Regions from separate parts of the Homo sapiens genome. Here region 1 is linked to region 2. The links are chromatin loops, found by intact Hi-C in ENCODE. Cell type or tissue: PC-9. All regions are shown on one strand. Links, peaks and the distances in the headings refer to the core of each region. The heading gives the core; the rest is flanking DNA.

The links. A loop is a pair of places that touch in the nucleus more often than their neighbours do. Peaks named below come from ENCODE experiments on the same cell type or tissue, not always from the same donor. Only the 100,000 strongest peaks of a DNase experiment are listed, where the experiment ranks them.
Region 1: it touches region 2 in a loop (5-fold over the local background); 3 of 110 quality-filtered maps call a loop at or near these places.

The regions. Positions count from the first base shown.
Region 1 is chr3:184,286,385-184,291,759 of GRCh38, forward strand. It overlaps EEF1AKMT4-ECE2 (EEF1AKMT4-ECE2 readthrough), which reads left to right. Exons shown (of 19, transcript NM_014693.4): 11 at 1,453-1,563; 12 at 3,053-3,151; 13 at 3,257-3,334; 14 at 3,871-3,974; 15 at 4,173-4,283; 16 at 4,409-4,476; 17 at 4,656-4,846; 18 at 4,960-5,055. It overlaps ECE2 (endothelin converting enzyme 2), which reads left to right. Exons shown (of 19, transcript NM_001100121.2): 11 at 1,453-1,563; 12 at 3,053-3,151; 13 at 3,257-3,334; 14 at 3,871-3,974; 15 at 4,173-4,283; 16 at 4,409-4,476; 17 at 4,656-4,846; 18 at 4,960-5,055. Among named protein-coding and RNA genes, the nearest start is that of PSMD2, 10 kb to the right of the region's middle. In PC-9, for the core only: CTCF peaks have their summits at 3,196 (motif pointing left) and 3,399 (motif pointing right); a DNase peak (open chromatin) is centred at 3,247.
Region 2 is chr3:183,466,991-183,472,365 of GRCh38, forward strand. No RefSeq gene overlaps it. Among named protein-coding and RNA genes, the nearest start is that of SNORA63E, 16 kb to the left of the region's middle. In PC-9, for the core only: CTCF peaks have their summits at 2,546 and 2,752; a DNase peak (open chromatin) is centred at 2,421; H3K4me3 peaks cover 399 bases.

The DNA.
Region 1 (5,375 bases), core at 312-5,311, 820 kb after region 2:
AGTAGCATGGAGAGGAGAAACACAGTTGGGTTATGTATGAAATGATATTTCTGGTGGCTAAATGGAAGATGGAGGGGAGCAGCAGGGAAGCGGGGATGAGAATGGAGTCAGGGTGTCCAGTTAAGAGGCAATTGCAGGCCAGGCTTGGTGGCTCATGCCTGTAATCCCAGCATTTTGGGAAGCCAAGGCAGGTGGATCACCTGAGGTCAGGAGTTCAAGACCAGCCTTGCCAACACGGTAAAACCCCATCTCTACTAAAAATACAAAAAATTAGCTGGGCGTGGTGGCAAGCAACTGTAATCCCAGCTACTCGGGAGGCTGAAGCAGGAGAATCACTTAAACCTGGAGGTTGCAGTGACCTGAGACTGCGTCATTGCACTCCAGCCTGGGCTACAAGAGCAAAACTCTGTTTAAAAAAAAAAAAAAAAAAAGGCAATTGCAGACTGAGTGTGGTGGCTCGTGCCTGTAATCAGCATTTTGGGAGGCTGAGGTGGGTGGAGTGCTTGAGCTCAGGAGTTCAAGATGATAGTGTTATAGGTCAGGGAAGTGGTAATCATTTTCCCCGTCCACTTGAGTGGATGGGAAAGATGATTAAGAAATCAAAGCAGGCAGGGCGCCGTAGCTCATGCCTGTAATCCCAGCACTTTGGGAGGTCAAGGTGGGCGGATCACTTGAAGTAAGGAGTTCAAGACCATCCTGGCTAACACGGTGAAACCCCGTCTCTACTGAAAAGACAAAAAATTTAGCCGGGCGTGGTGGCGGGCGCCTTTAGTCTCAGCTACTCGGGAGGCTGAGGCAGGAGAATGGCGTGAACCCGGGAGGTGGAGCTTGCAGTGAGCTGAGATCGCACCACTGCACTCCAGTCTGGGTGACAGAGTGAGACTCCATCTCAAAAAAAAAAAAAAAGAAGTCAAAGTAGTAGAAACTGCTGATAGACTGAATGTGGGGGGTTAGGGAGATGGAGGAAGCTGAGTGACTCCCAGGTTTCTTGCATGGGGGACTGACTGGATATAAAATTAGTTGTGGGCCGGGCACGGTGGCTCATGCCTTTAATCCCAGCACTTTGGGAGGCCAAAGCGGGCAGATCACTTGAGCTCAGGAGTTCAAGACCAGCCTGGGAAACATGGTGAGACCCCTTCTGTACTAAAATTACAAAAGAAAATAGCTGGGTGTGGTGGCATGTGCCTGGGGTCCCAGCTATTCGAGAGGCTGAGGTGGGAGGATCGCTTGAGCCCAGGGGACAGAGGTTGCAGTGAGCAGTGATTGCACCACTATACTCCAGCCTGGGTGACAGAGCAAGACCCTGTCTCAAAAAAAGACAGATGTGGCACTGAGCAAACCCAGGACTCTTGTCCAGAGCTGAGAAGGGCTGCTAGCCCCAGTGACAGAGAAAGGCCCTCTGACTGGAGGACACAGCCATCTCTAGGGTCCTGGCTCTTTGTCCTTTAACAGTCCTGTGTGCCGAGGTGGCAGACCTGCATCTCCAACACGGATGACGCCCTTGGCTTTGCTTTGGGGTCCCTCTTCGTGAAGGCCACGTTTGACCGGCAAAGCAAAGAAATTGTGAGTCTACAAGATTCTTTCAACACTATGCCCTCAAAATTGACTGTTCATGTATGTGCAGACATATAGAAAAACAACGGGAGCCAGGCGCGGTGGCTCACGCCGGTAATCCCAGCACTTTGGGAGGCCAAGGCGGGTGAATCATGGGGTCAGGAGTTCGAGACCAGCCTGGCCAACATGGTGAAACCTGGTCTCTACTAAAAATACAAAAAATTAGCCGGGCGTGGTGGCGGGTGTCTGTAATCCCAGCTACTTGGGAGGCTGAGGCAGGAGAATCACTTGAACCCAGGAGGCGGAGGTTGCAGTGAGCCGAGATCGCGCCAGTGCACTCCAGCCTGGGCGACAGAGCAAAACTCTGTCTCAAAAAAAAAAAAAAAAAAAAAAGAAAAGAAAAGAAAAACAACTGGATGTAAATTGATGAACAAATGAAGTAGTGCTGCTTTGGGCAGTGGGATTATAAGAGTCCTTTAAAGTTGTCTATGTGTTTATGTTTAACTATATAACTAGAAGAAATATTTATTTATTAGGATATGATAATGGATGTGCTTAAAGTATTACCTGTAAGGATGTTTATGGTTTTTATGGCAATGTTGTTTATAATAGCAGAAAATGAGAACAGGTTAAATGTCCAACTATAGGGTAAAGGAAAAATAAATTGTGGTTAGGATGGGTTGTGAGGATCCTTAAATGGCTGATATATCTTTCAGCAAAAAAAGTAGGTTACAAAAAATATATACCCTATACAACATAATTCCATATTTTATATGCATATCAGGGGAGGGAAAAACTCTAGAAGTGGGTAATCAAAATGTTAAAAGAACTTATCTATGAATGAGTGCTTTATAACTGGTCTGTTCTTCAATTCTCAATTTTCCAAATTTTCTGTGAATGTCCTCTTTTCATAATCAGATAAAAATCATTGCACTAGGCTGGGCGTGGTGGTTCACGCTTGTAATCCCAGCACTTTGGGAGGCTGAGGCGGGTGGATCACGTGGTCAGGAGTTCAAGACCAACCTGGCCAAGATGGTGAAACCCCAGCTCTACTAAAAATACAAAAATTACCCGGGCATGATGGCGGGAGCCTGTAATCCTAGCTACTTGGGAGGCTGAGGCAGGAGAATCGCTTGAACTCGGGAGGCGGAGGTTGCAGTGAGCCGAGATTGCGCCACTGCACTCCATCCTAGGTAACACAGCCAGACTCTGTCTCAAAAAAAAAAAAAAATCATTGCACTATATTAAATTATAATATAATTTGATGAACTTATTGTCAATTAAAATGTGTACTTAATTAAGAAAAAAGCCAGCCACAATCCCAGTACCTTTACAAATGGTGTTTCCTTCTCATCGTCTCCAGGTGCTCAGCCGTATTTCTTTAGTCTAGACGTTCCCATTTCCCCTGGGTGGACAGGGATGGGGCACCAAGGGTGGATGGGTGGGGCAGGGATGCATTCAGTGCAGGGGAAGGCTGACTTTACCTCCTCCCTCCCAGGCAGAGGGGATGATCAGCGAAATCCGGACCGCATTTGAGGAGGCCCTGGGACAGCTGGTTTGGATGGATGAGAAGACCCGCCAGGCAGCCAAGGAGAAAGTGAGCGGTGGCTAGGGTTGGGGCGCCATCTTGAGGTGGGGTTCAAGGATACAGTTTTGCTAGGAACCTGGGGAAGGAAACAAACCCTTAACCTGGTCTCTTCAGGCAGATGCCATCTATGATATGATTGGTTTCCCAGACTTTATCCTGGAGCCCAAAGAGCTGGATGATGTTTATGACGGGGTGAGTACCTACGCTCATCAGTACTGAACTTCAGCCCTGTAGAGGGCACTGTTCCCTGGGCTTAGAAATTGGGGCTCAAGCACTGGGAAAGAGGTGCTTGTCGGTTTCTTTTAGAGGCAGATGGAGGTAACCAGCATTGTTAAAATGTTGGCTCTGTGACAGGCTGCAGGCCAAACAGCAGTGAAATATAGTGCTAACGAGCCAAGATTTGGAGTCAAGCCTAATCAAATTCTGTTTCTACCTCTAACTTTGTAACCTTAACAAAATCTCTCTAGGCCTTGGTTTCATTTTCTGTAAAATGGGGGTCCTACTAGTGCCTTCCTCATAGGGTTGTTGTGAGATAAATGAATACAGTATGTAAAAAAACAGCACCCATAACATAAATGGCCTTTAAATATTGCCAATTATGGTTTACTAGATATTTTACAGTTGAGGAAACTGAGGTTTGGAGAGATACTAATGAGTAGCCAAACTGGCGCTATTATCTTCTCCAATGGATTCTCTTGCTCTCTTTCTACTTCCCACCTTTCCCACAGTACGAAATTTCTGAAGATTCTTTCTTCCAAAACATGTTGAATTTGTACAACTTCTCTGCCAAGGTTATGGCTGACCAGCTCCGCAAGCCTCCCAGCCGAGACCAGTGAGAATGACGGGGTGGACATAGACACTAGGGGTGGCAGGAGAGGTGGGGGAAGGTTCCTGGGATGGGGGAAAAGGGTGGCAAGACTGGTCCCAGACCGGCGGCCCCATACCCTTGCAGGAGGTAGGGCAGGGCTGTTGGGAGGGGAGCAGTGTCAGGAGAGTCGGGAGCCTCAGCCCCTCACTCTTCCTCCGCCAGGTGGAGCATGACCCCCCAGACAGTGAATGCCTACTACCTTCCAACTAAGAATGAGATCGTCTTCCCCGCTGGCATCCTGCAGGCCCCCTTCTATGCCCGCAACCACCCCAAGTGTGTCTGAAGCAGGAGGGGCTGGGTGCTGGGGCCTGGGCCTGTGGTTGAGCTGGGAGCAGGGCTGGAGGTGGGATTCAGAAGTACCCCCGCCATGTCCTCACTTGCTATTCCTCACCCACCAGGGCCCTGAACTTCGGTGGCATCGGTGTGGTCATGGGCCATGAGTTGACGCATGCCTTTGATGACCAAGGTAGGGGCCCATGGAGTCGTCCCCTCTAGCCTAGAATTCCCAGTGGCTCCTGCAAGGCCTTGGGACATTGATGTAGCCCCAAGGGCCCTGAAGTCTGTGGACCAGGGCTGGTGGGGGCACTGCTGCCCCCAAGAGACGAGCTCTGGTTTTGGTGGGGTGCAAAGGTGAGTTCTCCTCAGGGCGCGAGTATGACAAAGAAGGGAACCTGCGGCCCTGGTGGCAGAATGAGTCCCTGGCAGCCTTCCGGAACCACACGGCCTGCATGGAGGAACAGTACAATCAATACCAGGTCAATGGGGAGAGGCTCAACGGCCGCCAGACGCTGGGGGAGAACATTGCTGACAACGGGGGGCTGAAGGCTGCCTACAATGTGAGTGGCCTGACCAGCCCTCCAGCGGCTGAGGCCTGCTGGCCTGGGGTGAAAGGTGCCGGGTGGGTGGGGGCAGGCCTGGATGGGCTTGTTGCCCACTGTTCTGTCCCCAGGCTTACAAAGCATGGCTGAGAAAGCATGGGGAGGAGCAGCAACTGCCAGCCGTGGGGCTCACCAACCACCAGCTCTTCTTCGTGGGATTTGCCCAGGTATCACCCTCTCGGAAGGCCTGGGGTCTGCCCCTTTGTCCTGCTCCCTCCTGAGTATGTCATTAGGAGAACTCTGGGGCACGTGTCAAACGGGCTGGTGAATGGGGCTGAGGCTGGGGCATGAAAGGTGGGCTGGGAAGGCCCATGCCCAGAGCCTCCGGCCAGCCAGGGCCCACAAAGGCAGCCTGAAGAGGCCTGAGCGGGAGAATGCCTTGGTAGGATTTCGCATAGTTCAAAGGGCAAGGTTGTCGTGCTTGCGGGGCACAGGGTGGCGAAGGGGGCAAACGTTCATCCTCACGCTGTTCCTGTGAGGGAGACAT
Region 2 (5,375 bases), core at 221-5,220:
ATCACACACCCCACCCTTTTTTTTTTTTTTTTTTTTTTTTGACAGTCTCACTCTGTTGCCAGGCTGGAGTGCAGTGGCGCGATCTCGGCTCACTGCAACCTCCGCCTCCCAGGTTCAAGCAATTCTCCTGCCTCAGCCTCCCGAGTAGCTGGAACTACAGGCATGCACCACCACACCGAGCTAATTTCTGTAATTTTAGTAGAGACAGGGTTTCACCATGTTGGCCAGGATGGTCTCGATCGCTTGACCTCATGATCCACCTGCCTCGGCCTCCCAAATCACACCCCTTTTTAACAGTGTTATGTATACAGGATATGCAGGATTTTTCGCAGGTAAGATCTTTGCATTCTGTTAAGAAGTTCATAAACAGAATCGAGTTTGCCAAAATTATATGTACTATCTGCCAAATATATGCAGAGACAGTCAAAGTCCAGTTGGTATTTATTTGGATAAGATAGCAACAATTTTTGTTTTCTCCCATTTTATGAAAATTTTCACAGAAATAAAGAAGATAATTTCAAACTGCATTTTTCAAACCAAGTACCTACAAACGAGGGAGAACATTTTTTTGTTGCTGCTGCAATTTGATATACTGCTTGATACAGTGTAGAAAACCCCTGTAGTAATATCTGACAGATGGCAGTTCTCCACTGTAAGGGGCCAATATATCCATTATCAAAATTTTCCTCTGGCCTGGGTGTGGTAACTCATGCCTGTAAGTCCACCACTTTGGAAGGCCAAGGCAGAAGAATCGCTTAAGGCCAGGAGTTCAAGATTAGCCGGGGCAACATAGCAAGTGATGAATCACTACTAAAAATTTTAAAATGAGCCAAGTATGGAGGCACATACCTATAGTCCTAGCGACTGGGGAGGCTAAGGCAGGAGGATCACTTGAACCCAGGATGGAGGCTGTGATGAGCTATGATCATGCCAGTGCACTCTAGCCTGGTAACAGAGCAAAACCCTGTCAAAAAAAAAAAATCCCTTTTGCTCACCCTTGGGAGATTTTAGTTGGAACCTGAATCAGTCATCTGAATGTGATTTTATTGGGTCTCACAAAGCAATCAAAGAAATGATAATATATGGTCATTCACGTGTTCTGCCCAAACTTATTTAGCAGCTGCTATTTTCAACTGGTAAGTGTCTTTGGGAGGGGATGAAATTTTTGATTGATTTAGAAGGACTTGCCTGTCTGAGCTCAGACATGTGAGATTCAGTCTTCATATATGCTTTCCCATCCCCTTCTTCACCGCTCTTAATCCCAAATGCTTTTCTGTCTAGTGTGCAGAATGTACTGTCTTGTTTATTTACCTTCCTTATCCTTATTTTGTTGTTGTTGCTGCTGCAATTTGATGTACTGCTTGATACAGTGTAGAAAACAGTCCTTCCATCCATCATTAAAATAACAGTCATTTAACTTTCTTTTATGATGATGTTTATATCATGCTAGCTTTGGTATTGTAATCCTTCTCAGTTTCATTTCCTGAACTCTTAGAAAATATGATCACATTACTCACTGTGTTAAAATTAAACTAGCACTATCTCAATACTAAACACAATAGAGAATCCACAGGCCAAATCAAAGATGAGCTGTTGACACTCACACTTATCATGCACTTAGGTCATGAGTTTAAGTTGCATCACTTAGAGTAATGCACACATGGATGGCATCACTCAGAGTAATGCTCAAATTACTTAGAGTAATGCACAAATCAATTATTGTAAACTGCCAACCCTAATGGCCGACATCAATAACCAGGAGGGAAAAAAAGACCATAGCAACTCTGGAAAGCAGTTAATCTATGCTGTATCTATTCACCACTAAAAACAGTGTTGCGGCCAGGCACGGTGGCTCACGCCTGTAATCCTAGCACTTTGGGAGTCCAAGGCGGGTGGATCATCTGAGGTCAGGAGTTTGAAACCAGCCTGGCCAACATGGCGAAACCCAGTCTCTACTAAAAATACAAAACAATTAGCCGGGCATGGTGGCACATGCCTGTAATTCCAGCTACTTGGGAGGCTGAGGCAGGAGAATCGCTTGAACCCAGGAGGCAGAGGTTGCAGTGAGCCAAGATCGTACCATTGCACTCCAGCCTGGGGAACGAGAGTGAAACTCTGTCTCAAAAACAAAACAAAACAAAACAAACAAAAAAAACCAGTGTTGCTTTCAGGCCTATGGGGGAGGGGCTGCCATATGGATTTATACATTTTCCCCAACTTTCCACGCCCGTTGCTTAAAATTGGGACTGTTCATGTACTGGGAAGGGTTTCCTGGGAACCCTGTGGCCTCACTGGGCACACCCTGGTCTCCACCTGCTTACTGTAGCTTCCTGGATACTGAAGGTTTCTGACTTAAAGGTGCTCTTGATTGTGCATTCATAGATATATAACCGAAACAAAGTTGCACCAAACAATATTTACTCTTGCTATAGGTGATACATATTTTCCTGCTTCGTTTTTTCAATTCTGTTGGTGACTCACAATTCCGTGAACCATTTAGTGGAAACCTGCAATTTGAAGAGAACACCAATAGGGGGATCCAAAGTTCTATCCAACTGTAAAGTGATCCTAACGCTTGATCATTGCCAAAACAAAAATAAACCCCATGGTGAAACCCCATCTCTACTAAAAATACAAAAATTAGCCAAGCGTGGTGGCGGGCGCCTGTAATGCCAGCTACTCGGGAGGCTGAGGCAGGAGAATCACTTGAACCCGGGAGGCAGAGGTTGCACTGAGCTAAGATCACACCACTATGCTCCAGCCTGGGTGACAGAGCAAGACTCCGTCTCAAATAAATAAATAAATAAATAACCCCCAAAGTTCATGTAAGTAGGTAACACTATTCAAAAGAAAAACTAGTGTACTGTAATCAGGGGATATTCTATGACTATCAGAAAAAAATTAATTCATTTAATCATTCCATTCTGATTCCAGTTTTCTCTCTTTGTTGAGGAAATAATGAAACCTGCTCTTCTGAATGTTTCTGTCTTCTTTTTTTTTTTTTTTTGGAGATGGATTCTCGCTCTGTCACCCAGGCTGGAGTGCAGTGGTGCAATCTTGGCTCACTGCACCCTCCACTTCCTGGGTTCAAGTGATTCTCCTGCCTCAGCCTCCTGAGTAGCTGGGACTACAGGCACCTGCCACCATGACTGGCTAATTTTTATATTTTTAGCAGAGATGAGGTTTCACCATATTGGCCAGGCTGGTCTCAAACTCCTAACCTTGTGATCTGCCCGCCTTGGCCCCCCAAAGTGCTGGGATTACAGGTGTGAGTCACCGCACCCAGCCTTCTCTGTCTTCTTTATGGAAAATACACTCAAATTTTAGGTCTCTTGTTCTAGTCTGAACAGGCTCATATGAATTAGGAAATGGGACTGGCGTTCTAATTAAAAATCAATCTGATATTCAGAATGCTCCATGAGTCACATCAGTATTAAAGATGAAACTGAATCAGGCTTAAAAGTCATGGTCATATCACCTGAGGTCAGGAGTTCAAGACCAGCTTGGCCAACGTGGCAAAACACTGCCTCTACTAAAAATTAGCTGGGCATGGTGGAGGGTGCCTGTAATCCCAGCCACTCAGGAGGCTGAGGCAGGAGGATTGCTTGAACCTGGGAGGCGGAGGTTGCAGTGAGCCGAGATCACACTACTGCACTCTAGCCTAGGCAACAGAGTGAGACTCCACCTCAAAAAAAAAAGAAAAAGAAAAGAAAGATAAAACTACCTGTAAATTCTCTGTTACATCAATTTCTACATTTTAATTATTTTTTTCTTTAGTTTGTTGTGATCTATTCCTTTTTAAACAAATATGCTCCTGCTAAAACTAGTCCAAGAGCCATACTGACATGTTTTTAAAAATCACAAATCACTCAGTATTTACTGAAAAGCTTGTAATTTCAACTTCACAGATTTTTCTTAGTAAATCCATTGTAGTAAATGACACTGGGAAGCATAAATGGTTACCATTTAGTAGTAGTGATTTATCCTGTCCACCTAAGTAAGAAGGGAACAACCTAAAGTTTGCACTTATAACCCACATTTTAAGTGTAGAAAATGATATTTTCTCTCAGTTTTTGTATCATTTGTTAATTCAATTTGAGAGCTTCCAATTTGTTTGAACAGAAAATATAAAATTCTACTCAGTAGCTGTCTTGGAGTGTTTGGTGGCTGTGACTTGAGCCAGGAAACTTTACCTCAAGTCATGGGCAAAGATTAGGGGCCATTTGGAGCTATTGTCCCTCTAGACACACACACACACACACACACACACACGCACAGAGCATTTGTATTAGAATTAGTTCTTGATTTAACATTAGTTCAAAGACTTTAAATTCCAACTGAGCATAGGTATGGGACAGAGGGAAAATCTGAATTATTTTATTCTCTCTCACTGCTGGCAACGTAAGACCTACTGTCTAAATTCAACAAGATCCCCACCTATTGCTGAAAGATATAAACTGTTATATCTTTCCTCACAAGTTAAACATGGGTGTAGATTTCTGTTCAATAGCATGAAAAAATAAAAGCAGGGAAATGCCAAGTGAACAAACAGGCAAAGATGAGCCCTGAATCTTCACTCGGGAAACTGATAACACAGAGATTATAGAGTGTTATCAAATTCTAAAGGAGTTACACTAAAAGTCATTTTAAAATTCCCAGTAACTAATCTGATTATGCAGAAGTCAAAACTCATTAAAAAGGCTGAAATATAAAGTAGGTCTCAGAGAAGTCAAACATTTGCTTTTCTTAATTGGCCCTGAGTATTTATTCTTGAGACACAATTGTTTTGCTAACATCTGCTTCCTTTTCTAAATATAATTTTTGTCCATGTTTTTTCTTTTTTTTCTTTCTTTCTTTTTTTTTTTTTTGAGACGGAGTCTCGCTCTGTCACCCAGACTGGAGTGCAGTGGCGCGATCTCGGCTCACTGCAAGCTCCGCCTCCCGGGTTCACGCCATTCTCCTGCCTCAGCCTCCCGAGTAGCTGGGACTACAGGCACCCGCCACCGCGCCCGGCTAATTTTTTGTATTTTTAGTAGAGACGGGGTTTCGGCGTGTTAGTCAGGATGATCTCGATCTCCTGACCTCGTGATCCACCCTCCTAGACCTCCCAAAGTGCTGGGATTACAGGCGTGAGCCCCCGCGCCCGGCCTGGTTTTTCTTGCCCACTTAGGAAACAAAGTTCTCCTTTTTCGGGTTACTTATTTTCATGTTGACATAATTTGGATATTTGTTCCTGCCAAATCTCATGTTGAATTGCAATCCCCAGGGCTGGAGGTGGGGCCTGGTGGGAGGTGTTTGGATCATGGGGCAGATCCCTCATGAATGGTTTGGTGCTGTCCTCACGATGGTGAGTGGGTTCTCGTGAGATCTGGTCG